3 separate regions of the Homo sapiens genome follow, and all the other regions are linked to region 3. Evidence: chromatin contacts called from ENCODE Hi-C data. All regions are on one chromosome and are shown on one strand. Each heading gives the region's core, a stretch centred on a gene start or an enhancer-like site at or near the end of the contact. The rest is flanking DNA. Distances are from core to core; before and after follow the strand shown. Region 1 holds the start of H2AC25 (H2A clustered histone 25). Region 2 holds the start of GALNT2 (polypeptide N-acetylgalactosaminyltransferase 2). Region 3 holds the start of LBR (lamin B receptor).

Region 1 (5,053 bases), core at 1-2,500, 3.0 Mb before region 3:
TTGGGAGGCAGAGGCGGATGGATCACCAGGTCAGAAGATCGAGACTATCCTGGCCAACATGGTGAAACCCCGTCTCTACTAAAAATACAAAAAATTAGCCAGGCGTGGTGGGGCGTGCCTGTAATCCCAGCTACTCGTAAGGCTGAGGCAGGAGAATCGCTTGAACCCAGGAGGCGGAGGTTGCAGTGAGCCCAGATTGCGCCACTGCACGCCAGCCTAGAGACAGAGCGAGACTTCTTCTAGAAAAAAAAAAAAAAAAAAAGAAAGAAAGAAAAAAAAAAGAAATCTCGTCGTGAGTTAATAGCTCTGCGCGGAGGGAGGGGATGGAGAGGGGGTCCTTGATCGCCTCCCAACATTACTGAGCTACATCACCTGAGCAGTTTCTACCCCGATTTCTGTAACGAGCAGTTTTTCTCGTTCTGTGCCGGCGCGCGCGCGCACACACACACACACACACACACACACACGGCTCAGATTCGGCCGCACCCGGCAACCGCTAGGGTGCATGGAGACACATTAGGTTACATAACCCTTCACCGTGTTCGAAACCCTTTCTTGATCGTGTGGGTGGCTCTGAAAAGAGCCTTTGGGTTCAGGACGCCGAGGAACGCCTCACTTGGAGCTGGTGTACTTGGTGACAGCCTTGGTGCCCTCGGACACGGCGTGCTTGGCCAGCTCGCCGGGCAGCAGCAGGCGAACGGCCGTCTGCACTTCGCGGGACGTGATGGTGGAGCGCTTGTTGTAGTGTGCCAGGCGGGAGGCCTCGCTGGCGATGCGCTCGAAGATGTCATTGACGAAGGAGTTCATGATGCCCATGGCCTTGGACGAGATGCCGGTGTCGGGGTGCACCTGCTTCAGCACCTTGTACACGTAGATAGAATAGCTCTCCTTGCGGCCGCGCTTGCGCTTCTTGCCGTCCTTCTTCTGTGCCTTGGTGACAGCCTTTTTAGAACCCTTCTTGGGCGCAGGAGCCGATTTGGACGGGTCTGGCATGATGGCTGAGTCTCTCCAAACAGAAACGCGCGGCGCTCGGAGTAACTCTATTTGTACGTTTTGTATTCAAATGAAGGCTCAGGATTTGCTCACTTCTGATTGGATCAAACGTTGTTCTACGTCATCGCTGGGAAAGGAATACGCAAATTAGGAGTGCCAGGTTCTTTTTCTGATTGGCTACCATAGCCATCCAATCGAACGCCGCGGTCTAGCCTACCTCTGTACCATACATAAGGGCTCGCTGGCCTTCACTGCCCTCTTGTTTTTAGTCTCGCTTTTCGGTTGCCGTTGTCTTTTTTCCTTGACTCGGAAATGTCCGGTCGTGGTAAGCAGGGTGGCAAGGCGCGCGCCAAGGCTAAGTCGCGCTCGTCGCGCGCGGGGCTGCAGTTCCCCGTGGGCCGCGTGCACCGGTTGCTCCGCAAGGGCAACTATTCGGAGCGCGTGGGCGCCGGCGCCCCGGTCTATCTGGCCGCGGTGCTCGAGTACTTGACTGCCGAGATCCTGGAGCTTGCCGGCAACGCGGCGCGCGACAACAAGAAGACGCGCATCATCCCGCGCCACCTGCAGCTGGCCATCCGCAACGACGAGGAGCTCAACAAGCTGCTGGGCCGCGTGACCATCGCGCAGGGTGGCGTCCTGCCCAACATCCAGGCCGTACTGCTGCCCAAGAAGACGGAGAGCCACCACAAGGCCAAGGGCAAGTGAGGCCGCCCGCCGCCCCCGGGGCCCCTTTGATGGACATAAAGGCTCTTTTCAGAGCCACCTACTATCTCGAGAAAAGAGCCGCACTGATCCTGCAGTTCTTTATAGGCCGGAGGCCTGATCACCCTAGGCTCATGAATGAGCGCAGTGGCCATGGGGAAGGGCGCAACGGGAACCGAGACCCTGGGGACTGATTGGGCTGCATACTTGCGAGGTGGGCAACGTGTTCTGTTAACAACAGGGAACCCTCGTCCACAGGTGGCCACCCCTTGCTCTTGAGTCCCACCCAAAACCTCTAGTAGGGTTTTAATAACGCTCACCGTAAAGGTGTCTTCATAATTACTAGTGACAAGTTCTCTTGACTCTAGCAAGGTTCCCGTGTGGTCATCAAGTACAGAATGCAATTTCTTAATGATTTATCTGATATTAAAAGTATTTATGATCTCTAAGTAGTTTGCACTTTAATTCTGAAGAGTAAGTCTATGGATTTCTATTTAAATTGCTAAGTTTTAACAATGTGAGCTCCACCAGTGTTAAGATTTAATTTATTTGGCTGGGAATTCTAAAGGTCATGAGGAAAGTTTCAGTACTTAAAAGGAACCAGATTAGTAGATGCTGAAAGGTATAAACCTTTTAAGAAGACTTAATTTGGAATAGGATAATTATTTAAAGGAATTTAGTTTGTTTAATTCGGGTTGGTCAAACATTAATCAAAGATCCCCTTAAATTGATTGCTAAAATTGGAGAACAAAATAATTTGTACACTGTTTTTGAAAAGGAAAACTAAATTTGCGAGTTAAGCAAATTTAAAATGAGTATTGTTAGAACCAGATGAATGATGATACATGTGGACTTTAGGAAAATAACGGTTTGTAACTACATTTTTCCTTATAAAATGGAGGGTTTAAGAGCGTCGGAGACCTCCAGGCAAATTAACTGAAATGGCTGTGTTAATAGCCCCTAAATCCTGGAGGAGAGAGGTTCATTGATTTAATCCACGATAATCCCTTAAAAAATGTTTGCCACAAAATCAGAGCTCAGAAAGTGTTATTCTTCTGTTGTTATCTGTACAGTTTTCATTAATCTATTTCTCAAAATATGGATAATTCCTACTTTGTTTTTATTTTTTCTTTAATCCCCAAAGTGCTAGTATTTAGTTAATTGACACCTAACAATTGCATATTATATGGGGTACATAGTGATACTTTGAATACATTTATTATCAGATCAGGGTAATTAGCAATTATTAAGTATTTATTGTAATAATAAATACAGGCCAGTAAAATTATTCAGGAATATTATATAATTTATATTTACCCTACTAAAATTGGGTCTACTCAAGTCAGGGCTTCCTGGACACCAGCTAACCACAAATCTGCATGTCTTTAGAAAATATCCCAGTGCTATGAAACTATTTGAACCAAAAATTGGTAAGCAGCTGCTCCAACAGTGTGGATCTAAACAGCACAATATTCACAGTGTGTATCACGAGTGGGCACCATTTCAGTAAAACAAAACTGCAAGGACTGGCCAGGAGAGGGTGTAGCCTTCCAGAGATCTTTTCATTATTTTTCTTGTGAAAGCCTTCATTTTCAGTTGAAATTTATCTTTATGTATTTATATCTATGTAGGTCACTCTATCTCTTCAAATACCCTTTAGTGGTATTTAAGGTTTTTGCAGGGTCTGGGGACTTAGGTGTTTCAACTATCACCATGGATTTCCAGATTTTGTAAAAGGTGCTCAAATGGGGTGAAGGGGGAGGCAGCGTGGTGGGAGGGCTACTTTGGGGTAGCACTGCATTTGTTATCTCTGAGGCTATGGTGTTTCACAGACAGTAACGAGCCACACAAGCTATTTAATTTTCAGATAATTAAAATTTAATACAAAGATGTAGTTCCTCAGTCACCCTAACCACATGTAGCCAGTGGATGCCATGTTAGCACAGATACAGAATGTTTCCAGCATCACAGAAAGTTGCACTGGACAGCTCTGGTCTAAGATCTGGTTCTTTATCGGGTTATCTGATTCAGAAATGTAGTAAATTATCCAGTGCTGCCTGCTTTGGTAAGAGAAAACTCATTAGACTCTTTTCTTATTTTTTATTTTTTTAAGACAAAGCCATGCCCTGTGTCCCAGGCTGGAGTGCAGTGGCGTGATCTCGGCTCACTGGAACTTCTGCCTACCGGGTTCAAGTGATTCTTCTGCCTCAGCCTCCCAAGTAGCTGGGATTACAGGTGCCTGCCACCATGCCGAGCTATTTTTTTTTTTTGAGATGGAATTTAGCATTGTAGCCCAGGCTGGAGCGCAGTGGCGTGATCTCGGTGCAGTGGCGCCATCTCAGCTCACTGCAACCTCTGCCTCCAGGGTTCAAGCAATTCTCCTGTCTCAGCCTCCCGAGTAGCTGGGACTACAGGCGACTGCCACTATGCCCGGCTAATTTTTGTATTTTTAGTAGAGACAGGGTTTCACCACCTTGTTGGTCAGACTGGTCAACAACTCCTGACCTCAGGTGACCGACCCACCTTGGCCTTCCAAAGTGCTGGGATTACAGGTGTGAGCCACCGCGCCCGGCCACCCAGCTAATTTTTGTATTTTTAGTAGAGACGGGGTTTCCCCACATTGGCCAGGCTGGTCTCGAACTCCTGACCTCAAGTGATCTGCCCGCCTTGGCCTCCCAAAGTGCTGAGATTACAGGCATGAGCCTGTAATGAAGCACCCAGCTTCATTAGACTCTCGCATAAAGAAGATATCACCGTATGGCCGTGCAATTCCAGTCCTAGGTATACATACCCAAGAGAAATGAAAATACACATTTATTCACAAACATGTACACAAATGCTCATGGCAGCATTCTTCATGAAATACAGAAGGTAGAAACAACCCAAATGTCCATCAACTGAGGAATGGGTAGGCAGATTGGGATCTATCCAATTACAATGAAATATTATTCAGTCATTCAAAAGGAATGAAGCACTGACATGCTACTACAGGGTGAACCTTGACAGCATGCTCAGTGAGATAAGCCAGATACAAAGGCCACAGATTGTCTGAGTCCACTGATACGAAATGTCCAAAACAGGCAAATCCACAGGGACTGAAGGCAGACTGGTGGCTGCCAGGGGCTGGAGGAGAGGAGTGCCTGCCTAGTGGGGACAGGTCTTCCTTTAGGGGTGATGAGGATGGTCTGGAACTAGACAAAGGTGGTAACTGCACAACATTGTGAATGTACTAAATGCACCTGAATTGTGTACTTTAAAATGGTACATTGTGTGTCATGTGATTTTCACCGCTCGATTTTTTTAAAAATCTGAACCTAATACACGAATGTGTAGCAAATCATCACCGTAACCAGGAGAA
Region 2 (5,013 bases), core at 1,032-3,531, 4.6 Mb before region 3:
TGAGTCTTCCACTGCAATTTCAAAAGCTATTGCATTTACACACCTCTTCCTCAACCGACAAATCACTAAAGCATCCTAAGGGGTAGCATTAAATTTTATGGTTCGTTGACAGAAAGAATAGAATCCCAAATCACCAATCCATGTGTAATTAATTGTTCATTTCCCCCACTTTTTCTACCTGGTCTCCGTACCTGTCTATATTGCCACCAGGAATTCTTTAAAAAAAACAAAACAAAACAAAACAAAACAAAAAAAAACAAACTAAGAATCACACACTTCAGGAGTGTCTGAAGACTTCTGCATGGAAGACCCCTCACACCATCCAGGAACTGAAGCCCACCAGAGTGAGGAATCAGCCTCCGGGAGGCGAACGAGCACGCTTGCTCTTTCTAATCACGTGTACTAATGAAAGTGGCAGACTAAGGAAAGAGAAACGCCAAGGGTGGCTTATGTGTTTGGTTTTCTTTGCATGAAAGGCAGAAAGCTTTGCCAGGTCTCACCAGCACACCAGGCTATGCAGAGTGGCCAAGGCACAGTTTACCGGGAAGCAAAGTTTTAAAAATCATTCCAGTTTTACACGATTATATCTCTGAATGGACTGCACGGCTTTTGCTGCCTGCATGCTCTTTGCTGTTCAAGAATAAACCAAGTCTTCGCGTACATATACTACCTATACCATTTTTTACAAAAACAACGCTAAGAGTACAATGTCAGCTCAGAAGCTAGGCCGATTCAGCACGTGGAAAGAGGGCTTTATTTCTGCCCTTCTAGATAAAACAAATCCACGTAATTTACCAGAAACCACATAAGGCACCCATTCCACCTAACATCTTCGGCTATGAATGAATGAATGAAGCAAAGAAAAAACCTCTGAAGCAGCCAAACCCCGGCGTGGACATTTAGGGGTCTGACTTCAGAACTGAAGTCTGTTCATCTAGTTAGTTCCCTCTGGCTTGTTTCAGGATACCACTCTCTTGTTCCAACCCAACCACCCGTAGTCCATCTCCATTAACTCAGAATTTTCTGGGTTTGCGGTGACACTAAATGTCACAGTAACGAGGGTTACAGGAATTCGGAAAAGATAACGCTGCTTTCAAAGCCGAGGAGCCAGTAAAACACTACAAACGTCCCCTGCCGGCATGCTCCAGCACACAGCCCGACGCCCTGCTCTCCCGGCCGGCGCTCGGCCGCAGGACCGCGCTGTCCCGGCTCCTCTCGGCGCTCACCATCCTCCCGAATGCCCAGGGCCCGGCCGTCCGGAGCGGCGGCACGAGGACGCGGAACCGCAGAGCGGCTCACACGGTCCCCACAGCCAGATCACTCGGCCCCTGGAGCATGTTAAAAACACAGCCACAGAAGAGGGATTCTCCCTGAAGCGGGGAGTGGGGATGGAAAATGCAAGCGCAGGAGGCCACGTCCGGCTCGCGCGGGAGGGCCGGGGGCCGGGTTGGGCAGAGGGTAACGCTGGGGCCGCAAGGGAACGGCCGGGACTGGCCTCGCTCGGGGCGCAGGGGCGCACTGGCCCCTGGCTCGCACGGGCCCTGGGGCTTTACTTGGCACGGGAGCGGCCGCCCCTGCCCCCCAAAGGTAAAGGGCAAAGAAGGTGGCAGAAACACGGAACCCACGCCCCGCGGAGTGACAGGGGGAAAGGGACGAGGATTTGCAGCCGCTGGTATCAAAGGGCTGAAAAGAAACTTGGACTCCTCTCTCCTGCTGTACATGACGCGTTGGAAAAGCGGTCGCCTCTCTCTCCTCTCCTCCCCACCCCCTTTGTGTTTCCCAACACCCCCATCCCTAAACTTCCAACCGCAGGGGATGGGGCTCCCGGCGGCCGGACAAGACTCGAATTACGACGAGCAGAGAGAGGGGCGACGTCCACGAGAGGGGGCAGAGAAAGGCTGCGGGGGCCGCCCTTTCGGAGCCCGGCGTGCGCAGAGGGGCCGGGTGCACCCCTGCCCTGGGCACTCGGCGCGGAGGCCCGGGACGAGGGCGGGCGACGCGAGCGGAGGTCCGGGCGGAGGAGCGCAGGGGCGGCGCGGAGAGGGCAGGGGACAGGGGCGCAGGGTGGGGGGTGGGCGCAGGGGCCCGGCCGCGGCAGGGCGCTCCACTCACCTTCCTGCCGGCGCCGCCGCCCGCGCCCCCGGCCAGCGCAGAGCCGCCCCCCGAGTACATGTAGTAGGCGATGCCCAGCACCCACAGGAAGGCGAAGCAGAGCAGCATCCGCGAGCGCCGCCGCATTCTCCCAACTCGGCCGCCGGCGGGGCCGCCGCTGCTCGCGAGTGCTGCCTGGGCCGGCCGCGGGCGCGGTGGGGGCCGGGGGAGGAGCGGAGGAAGGGGAAGGGCGCGGCGGCGGCTCCTCCTCCCGCGCGGTGCTACTGCTCGGCGGCGGCGCGCACTCGGCGCCCGAGCTCCGCCCCGGGCCGGCGGCGCCGCGCGGCACCAGAGCAGGAAGCAGCGGCCTCGGAGGCGGCGAGGGGGGTCAGGGAGCAAAGGGCGACCAATCGGCGGCGGCTGCGGGGGCCGGGGCGCGGGCCGCGGGAGGGGACTGCCGCGTCTCCATGGCTGCAGCACGCCGGGCTCCGCCGTGAGGGCCTGGGCGCCGCCCCGCCCCCGGCCGCCCGCCCCTCAGCGTGCTCCCCCCGCCGGCCGCCCCCTCCCCCGTGAGTGACAGGTGGCTGCCCCGGGACCCGACTGGAGCGCGCGCACACGTGGGCAAAGAGCCTTGCTCACGCACACGGGGCCTCTCGATTACGGGGGCGGTAGTGGCCTCGGTGCTTCCTGCCCAGACTGTCACCTCTTCAGCCTTGGTCTTTGGGGCCACCTCAGACCCTTAACGGGCTTGCTCTTATTGGCCAACTGACCTGAGTTTTTGGTGCAAACCGCCCGCTTGAACCCGACTTTGCTGCTGCTTGCTGCAGTTTTCTCACTAATCTTGCAGCAAAACATTCCTGACCCGCTGGTATCGATTTTATTTATCTATATAGGCAGATGTGGAGGTTTTGAGTTGGTAGGAACTGAGAAGGTAATTTTCAAAAGAACATTTTTCTGTGGGTGACAGAGCTATCAATGGTAGAGTTGTTCTTTTCAATAAACACAAAATGAGGAAGAAGGAAAGCAATAATATATTGTTTAAAATCTTTTCTTTCTCATTCGTTGCGTTCTTTAAAAAGCACATTAAGCATCTTTAACGATACAAGAAAACGATCTGTCTTGTAACATAATCTATGTAACCTTGGTGATGCCCTTGCAACACGCAAAGCTTCCAGTGTTCCTAAGAAAGACAGAAATTTTACTTAGAACTTGATATATTAAATGTTTTCAGGAGCTTCTCGGTCAGAGGATAATGGCAGCTGCCTGATATAAGTCCGTACCCATATCCTCAACGAAACAAAAACAAGCCTTCAGCATTACTTAGAGAGAATGCCATGAACTGAACATTAAATTACTTAAGTAGAAGAAAGAAAAGATACCAAATTCCAACTGAGCTCCCTCCACTATTGCCAAGGACTTAAGTGAAGTACAGGGTTGTCACCTCTTTATAAATAGAAAGTCCAACACCAAGAACTAAAAACTGAACAGAGGTCAGGTGCCTTATTGATCAAGGGAAGAGATTTGAAAGAAAATGGGACAAGAGGTGAGAGGCTTGAAGGAGCCTTGTTTCTGGGAAAAAGTCAGATAAATACGAAAAGAAGATAATGTCCTTCAGAGGCCTGACAATGAAGGGAAAGAAGGAAGTCAGAAGGGAAAATTACAAATCCTGCAGAAATGAAAGAGAAGACAGCCAGTCCCCTCCCCAAACACCAACATTATCTATTAAAAACTGCATTTCAGTACACAGATAAAAGAAAACACTCTTGAACCGGGAACCCTGCCTCAAAATGCCTAGTAACAGAAAAACATCAAATCAACTGCATTTAAAGATTCTGCAAAAAGAAAACAGAAATCACATTTCTGATGATAAAAAATAAATCATAACATTTTCGCTGATGAAAACCCCCACAATAAAAACCATGAAGCATAAGAAAATTGTAATACCACATGTCAAACTGAACAAAGTGTCACGTATTTGTATACACATACACACACACACACATATCTAGGATAAGAAATTTCAAGAACTGAAGACAGACTAGACAAAAATTAGGAAGAAATGCAACAAGGGTTGAGCAAATTCAAGAAGGAAATTGAAAGTAATGACAAAAACTATCCCAGAAACAAAGAATAATTACAAGGTGTCCAAGGGAAAATATATTCAAATGAAAATATGTAAAAGGACACTGAAGAATGGCAAGAAAACAATCAAGAAATTGAAAATAATATAAAGATAGAAGTAAAAAGGTTCAGAGAGAAGAGGTTAAAATAAAAGCCAGGAAAGGAAGACCAAAATACATGTTAAGTGGAGTCCCTAAAGTACAAACATTAAACAATAAAACCTAATTAATATTAAAACTATAACCCCAGAAAATAATCCAGGAATAAGGGAAAATTTAAATGTACATGTCAAAAGTGACTTCCATGTACCTTGGGAAATGATCTGGAATTATCAACTCCTAAATATATTTTAGTAAAACGATTAGATTTTAAAGGCAAAAAAGATCAAATTGCTTATAGAGATAAAAATTTATGCTGGCATCAGACTTCTGAACAGCAACATGCAAAGCCAGGCAACAGTGGAGCAGCATTAACAAGGAACAAAAGTGCCAGGCAGGCTGGGCATAGTGGCTCATGCCTGTAATCCCAGCACTTTGGGAGGCCAGAGTGGGTGGATCACCTGAGGTCAGGAGTTCAAGACCAGCCTGGCCAAAGTGGTGAAACCCCATCACTAAAAAAAATATGAAACTTAGCCGGCAGGTGCCTGTAATCGCAGCTACTCGAGAGGCTGAGGTGGAAGAATCATTTGAACCCGGGAGGCAGAGGTTGCAGTGAGCTGAGATCATGCCATTGCACTCCAGCCTGGGTGACAGAGCGAGACTCCATGACACACACACAAAAAAGTACCAGGCAGTGATTTTT
Region 3 (4,536 bases), core at 1,388-3,887:
TTATGTAACAGTACCAAAAGAATCCAACTGGATCTCACGCCACGTGAAACTTTACCTACACGTCTTTCCTGAAAGAGATGTTTCAATCCTGGGAACCGAGATCCTCTGGAGACCAGAGCCAAATAACTGCCACATTGGAATGCATTCCGCTGGGGGTTCCTGTATTTTATATATGAAAGCTTCCTGGCCGCATGTGTGTTTTGGTTGGCTTTAGTGGCAGGACTGAAGGGTTTTGCTTTGCTTTTGTTATGTGAATGGGGAAAGGGGCTTTGCCACTCATGGCCTCATTAACAACAATGGTGCCAAGATGCGGACTTTTAAGTGACTTTTACTTTATAGATTCTGAAAACCCACAACTTGCTAGTTGTGAGTGACAAGCATCTTTCTGAGAACTTTCTGAAAATTCCCCACTTCCAAGTTTACACAGCCTTTAGTAGACTTAAAAAAGAAGAGAAAAATACCAAACAGTTCCTTTGTTGAGAAAGCAGCCTACATATAGATCTGATTGTTCATGGTATGTTTGAGTCCACGAAGTAGAAATGAACAAAAATTATTGCTTAGTTTTCCTGATGTCAAATCAGTTTTGTTTTAAAAATGTCATTAGTAATTTATTAGGTAAAATGTTAGCTAAGCTAACTCTAGTTAATTTACAAAGTTTTGGCTTCATTTTGTTATGATGAGACTTTATAAACCTGATCTTTAAAATAAGGTTCTTAAAATTTTTAAAAATTTATTTTATTTATTTTTTGAGACAGAGTTTCGCTCTTCTTGCCCAGGCTGAGTGGCAGTGGCATGATCTCAGCTCATTGCAACCTTCACCTCCCAGGTTCAAGCGATTCTTCTGCTTCAGCCTCCCGAGTAGCTGGGACTACAGGTGCTCGCCACCGTGCCCAGCTAATTTTTGTATTTTTTTAGTAGAGATGGGGTTTCACCATGTTGGCCAAGTTGGTCTCGAACTCCTGCTCAGGTGATCCAACCGCCTCGGCTTCCCAAAGTGCTGGGATTATAGGCGTGAGCCACGGCGCCTGGCCAGGTGTTTTTTTTTTTTTTTTTGAAACGAATCTTCTTCTATTTCACAAGTGGAAATCATCCAGGAAATGTGCACCTCAAGGGAAATCCAGTGAAATCTTGATTCTGGGTAGAACATATGAGAAAAGAATAGTGTAGCACTCACTGCTTGGCTATTTGGGATAGGATCTGTCTTAGGTCCCCATAAGCGCTTTTATTTCTGTGTAATTTACTGCAAAACTCTATGAGGTAGGACTAATATTATCTTATGTCAAGGGTTAAGACAATTGAGACTTGGGGGTTTGTCAAAAATAAAAGATTTTCTGACTTTGGAGTGCGATGTGCATTTCTGTTGCACAGATCTCCACCAAGGGCAAATTCGATGGCAATGACAATTTGATGTCAGAACTTCTCAGGAAAGGCTCTGATGAACTCATTCACACTGCATGTGAATGACTGAGAAAACTCGATGTATTTTCACTTTTTTTTTTTTAAGAAGTAAACCTGGGTGTTTTGTAGTTCTATGAGAAAATGAAAGCTGAAGCTAGGCTATAGATGAAAAGTTCTATTCATTATTACAATTTAATAATGCTTCCAAAATAGCAATTCACTTAAATATACCTAGTTAGGGTGTTAAGAAATACTTTGATTAAAACCACACTGCAAAATAGGGAACTTCAATGGACTGCTTTAAACTCTCGACCTCAAAGGAAGGAAATCAACTAACCGATAATGAAAACTAGCAGAAAAAAAAAAGCTTAGGATCCGTAACAGATTCGGAGTCAACAATGACATGACTCAGCATTTTGGGGTTCAATTAAAACCAGGCTTGTAGGTTGCAGGTCAAGTTGTGTTTCGGTGTGTAACGCATAAAACTTCTTGTTCCACGCTCCGCGGTGTTGGGGATTTTCTACTGCATCTCGACAGCATCTCGGGTAACAACCGAGCCCCTCCTCGCAGCGTAAGTCGTAGGAGCCCTCGGCCATTCTTCCCCCTCCCTCCCGCCGCCGGTCCCAGCATCGGTCCGGGTTCGCTTCTACGCAGGTTCAGCGGCCGCGGACACAAAAGCGCCCCTGCTCGCCTTCGATGCCGCTGCTTGGTCCAGGGGCTTCTGTGGGATTTTAACACGCTAAGGAGGGCACTCATAGTGTTTTACCGAGAAACGCTTTCGAGCTCGGATCTTTGGTGATCACTTCAAGAATGTATTAGTTTTCTTTGTAGCTTAAAAAAAAATCTCGTTCGCCAAGCCACCTGGCACCCCAAACACTGCTGCGAGCGCTGGGAGGGAAAGGGCGGGAGCGCGCGGGCTCCGTGTGCTGCGAGGGCGCCTGGGCGGCTGAGATAAGGCGGTGGCAAACGTCGCGCTCCGGGCCGCCCCGCCAGACTCGGTTTCCCCCGCTCACCGGCCTCCCCGCCCCCAGGCAGGGTGGGGCGGGGCGGACGCGCCACGGCGCGCGACCAATCGACAGCGCCGGGGATGATTCAAAAGGTCGAGGAGCCAATGGGAGCCCCGGGCGGCCTCGCCGGTGGGGAGGGGAGGCGAGGGGAGGGGAGAAGCGCCGCGAGGCGGGGCCGGGGAGGCGCGCGCCCGGCTTGCGGGACTGCGGGGCGCGAGAGCGCGGCCGGGTAGCGTCGCGCGCGTGGATCTGCCGCCGGGTTGCTGTGCGACTATTCTCCGGGAGCCGTCCGTGTCACCGCCGGAACCTGGCGCAGGTGAGTGCTTCCACCCCCGCCCTGCTCCCAGCTCCCCGCGGCGCGTTCTTCGAGGGGCCGCTGGGGGAGGAAGCCCGAGGCCGGCGCAGCGGCCGGGCCGGGGACCCTGGGCGCGGGGCCTGGCGCGGCGGCCTTCCCCTCCTCTCCTCGCCTCCTCGTCTCCTCCCCTCCTCGCCTTTTCTGGCCCAGTCGGGTGGTCGGGGCGGCGGCGGGCGAGGCTGGAGCTCGCCCGAGCCGGGCCCGCTGCGGAAATGGAGCTGGGGGTTTTAAACTGCGGACGTTTCCCTCCATGTTGGCGGCGCGGCGCGGCTGTGGAGCGGCGGCGGCAGGGAGGGTTCGTGGGCGCCTTTGTCCTGCCCCACCGCAGCCTGGCTCCCGGCCCCTCCGAGCGCCCGTCTGACAGATGAGCAGGCGGCCCCGCGGTCCTGCAGTAGGAGGCTGACAGGGCGCGGCGGCCTGGCGGGACGGGGAAGGGTCTGCGGCCGAGGTGGGCTTAGATTCGCGCTGCTTGTCACTGGCTTTGAGGGTCGTGGTCGTCGCGGTTTGGTGATTCTCCAGGCACACTGCATGGCTGCTCGCTCCTATGCGTTGAATTCCTTCGCCCGGACAGTCTCAAAAATCGGGTATTTAGGCGGGTGTGCGTGTTCCTGCTAAAGCACGGTCCTGCTTTTTCACCTTTTTGAGGGTTCAGAAAAATGTTCTAATGACAGCCAGCCTCGCACTGCCAGTAGCCTCAAGGGGCACTTAGTAAAGCACTTGCTTTCGGAGGGCTTTGTTGAAGGCGCTTTCCCAGAGTGATTACGGGGCCCGGTCGGGTGTTCACACGAGGGCGCGGTAGATACCGTGGTCCGCGCGTGGACACCTGCAGCGCGAGGCGCGGCGCCTGGGCAGTGCCAGGGTGAACAGGCCCCCGGGGACCTTGCACGTAAACACGTGTAGATCTGTAGTTACGCATTGTAGTAACTGGTGTGTGGGAGAAGATGGAGCTACGGAGAAGAGCAGAGGGATCCTAATTTAGATTAGGCAACAAGTCCAGTTTAAGTTTTGTTTCTCAGGCTGCCTGGGAAGAGGGAGAAGAACGAGCAGGAGGGGAATGATGAGCTGCCCAAGGATGTTTATGGGGAAGAAGGCGCTTCTGCCTTTACAGCCAGGAAGGTGGCCTTTCTGTTGCTTCATGAAGCAAAGGGCGCGGAGCAAGGCCCGGGGTTCCTGTTTGCATTTTGCCTAGTGGGGCTACCGGGGCTCAGGTGTGAAAAGGAAGCTGTCCAACGTCATTCGAGCGTCTTGCTCTATGCCACGTTTAGATGAATTTGGAGAAGTGAAGGAAAGATGGCTGGAGACCCCTGTAATGTTAATGAGCAGAGAATTGTTGTGTTCACAAACAGTAACATACCGGAGCTGGAATGTGTGAGGATTGCAGTGCCAGTTGACTCTGAAGTTAGCGGGCATCTGGCTTAATAGAGAAAAACCTGAGGGTCTCCGTGTTTTTCCTGTTTATGGCGAATGAGGACATTGGGTGCAGTGAACAAAATTTTTCTTTACAAACACACTTGCCTAAAACATCTCTTGTAAGAAAATCCTGTGTGTATCTTGACTCCTGTAGGTGAGTGCATAGTGAGTGACACGAACAAATGTGGGGCTTTTGTGTGCCATCCTGGCTATTTCACTCCTGTGGGGGAATATATTAGGATGTGATTGCACTGTATCCTCACGTTTGACAATTGTGTGTGGATCTTGTGTAAAGTGGGGGTGCACATCATGTTGTTGGCTTCATCTTTTGGAACATTTGTGTATAAGATAATGGTCTTCTAAGAA

Evidence for each region. Hi-C counts contacts between places; a loop is a spot of excess contacts on that map. Pooled maps may share reads with other maps.
Region 1: a map with no recorded cell type shows a loop between it and region 3 (11-fold over the local background). The contact joins the promoter of H2AC25 here to the promoter of LBR in region 3. A Hi-C loop is called at or near these places in 2 of 37 single-sample maps with no recorded cell type and 8 of 50 pooled maps.
Region 2: a loop to region 3 is called in a map of B cell, with 15 times the contacts of the local background. The contact joins the promoter of GALNT2 here to the promoter of LBR in region 3. A Hi-C loop is called at or near these places in 3 of 168 maps with a recorded cell type or tissue (B cell, CD8-positive, alpha-beta T cell and naive thymus-derived CD4-positive, alpha-beta T cell) and 8 of 50 pooled maps.

Annotation. Positions count from the first base shown.
Region 1 is chr1:228,454,070-228,459,122 of GRCh38, reverse strand. H2AC25 (H2A clustered histone 25) reads left to right here and starts at 1,250. Exons shown (of 1, transcript NM_033445.3): 1 at 1,250-1,759. The coding sequence starts at 1,306. The coding sequence ends at 1,698. H2BC26 (H2B clustered histone 26) reads right to left here and starts at 1,020. Exons shown (of 1, transcript NM_175055.3): 1 at 565-1,020. The coding sequence starts at 993. The coding sequence ends at 613. RefSeq lists enhancers at 1-540, 541-1,127.
Region 2 is chr1:230,064,506-230,069,518 of GRCh38, reverse strand. GALNT2 (polypeptide N-acetylgalactosaminyltransferase 2) reads right to left here and starts at 2,281. Exons shown (of 16, transcript NM_004481.5): 1 at 2,113-2,281. The coding sequence starts at 2,238. RefSeq lists enhancers at 472-551, 2,906-3,065 and silencers at 1,466-1,525, 1,966-2,775.
Region 3 is chr1:225,426,139-225,430,674 of GRCh38, reverse strand. It overlaps LBR (lamin B receptor), which reads left to right and starts at 2,637. Exons shown (of 14, transcript NM_002296.4): 1 at 2,637-2,721. RefSeq lists a silencer at 2,221-3,050 and enhancers at 2,883-3,554, 3,555-4,227.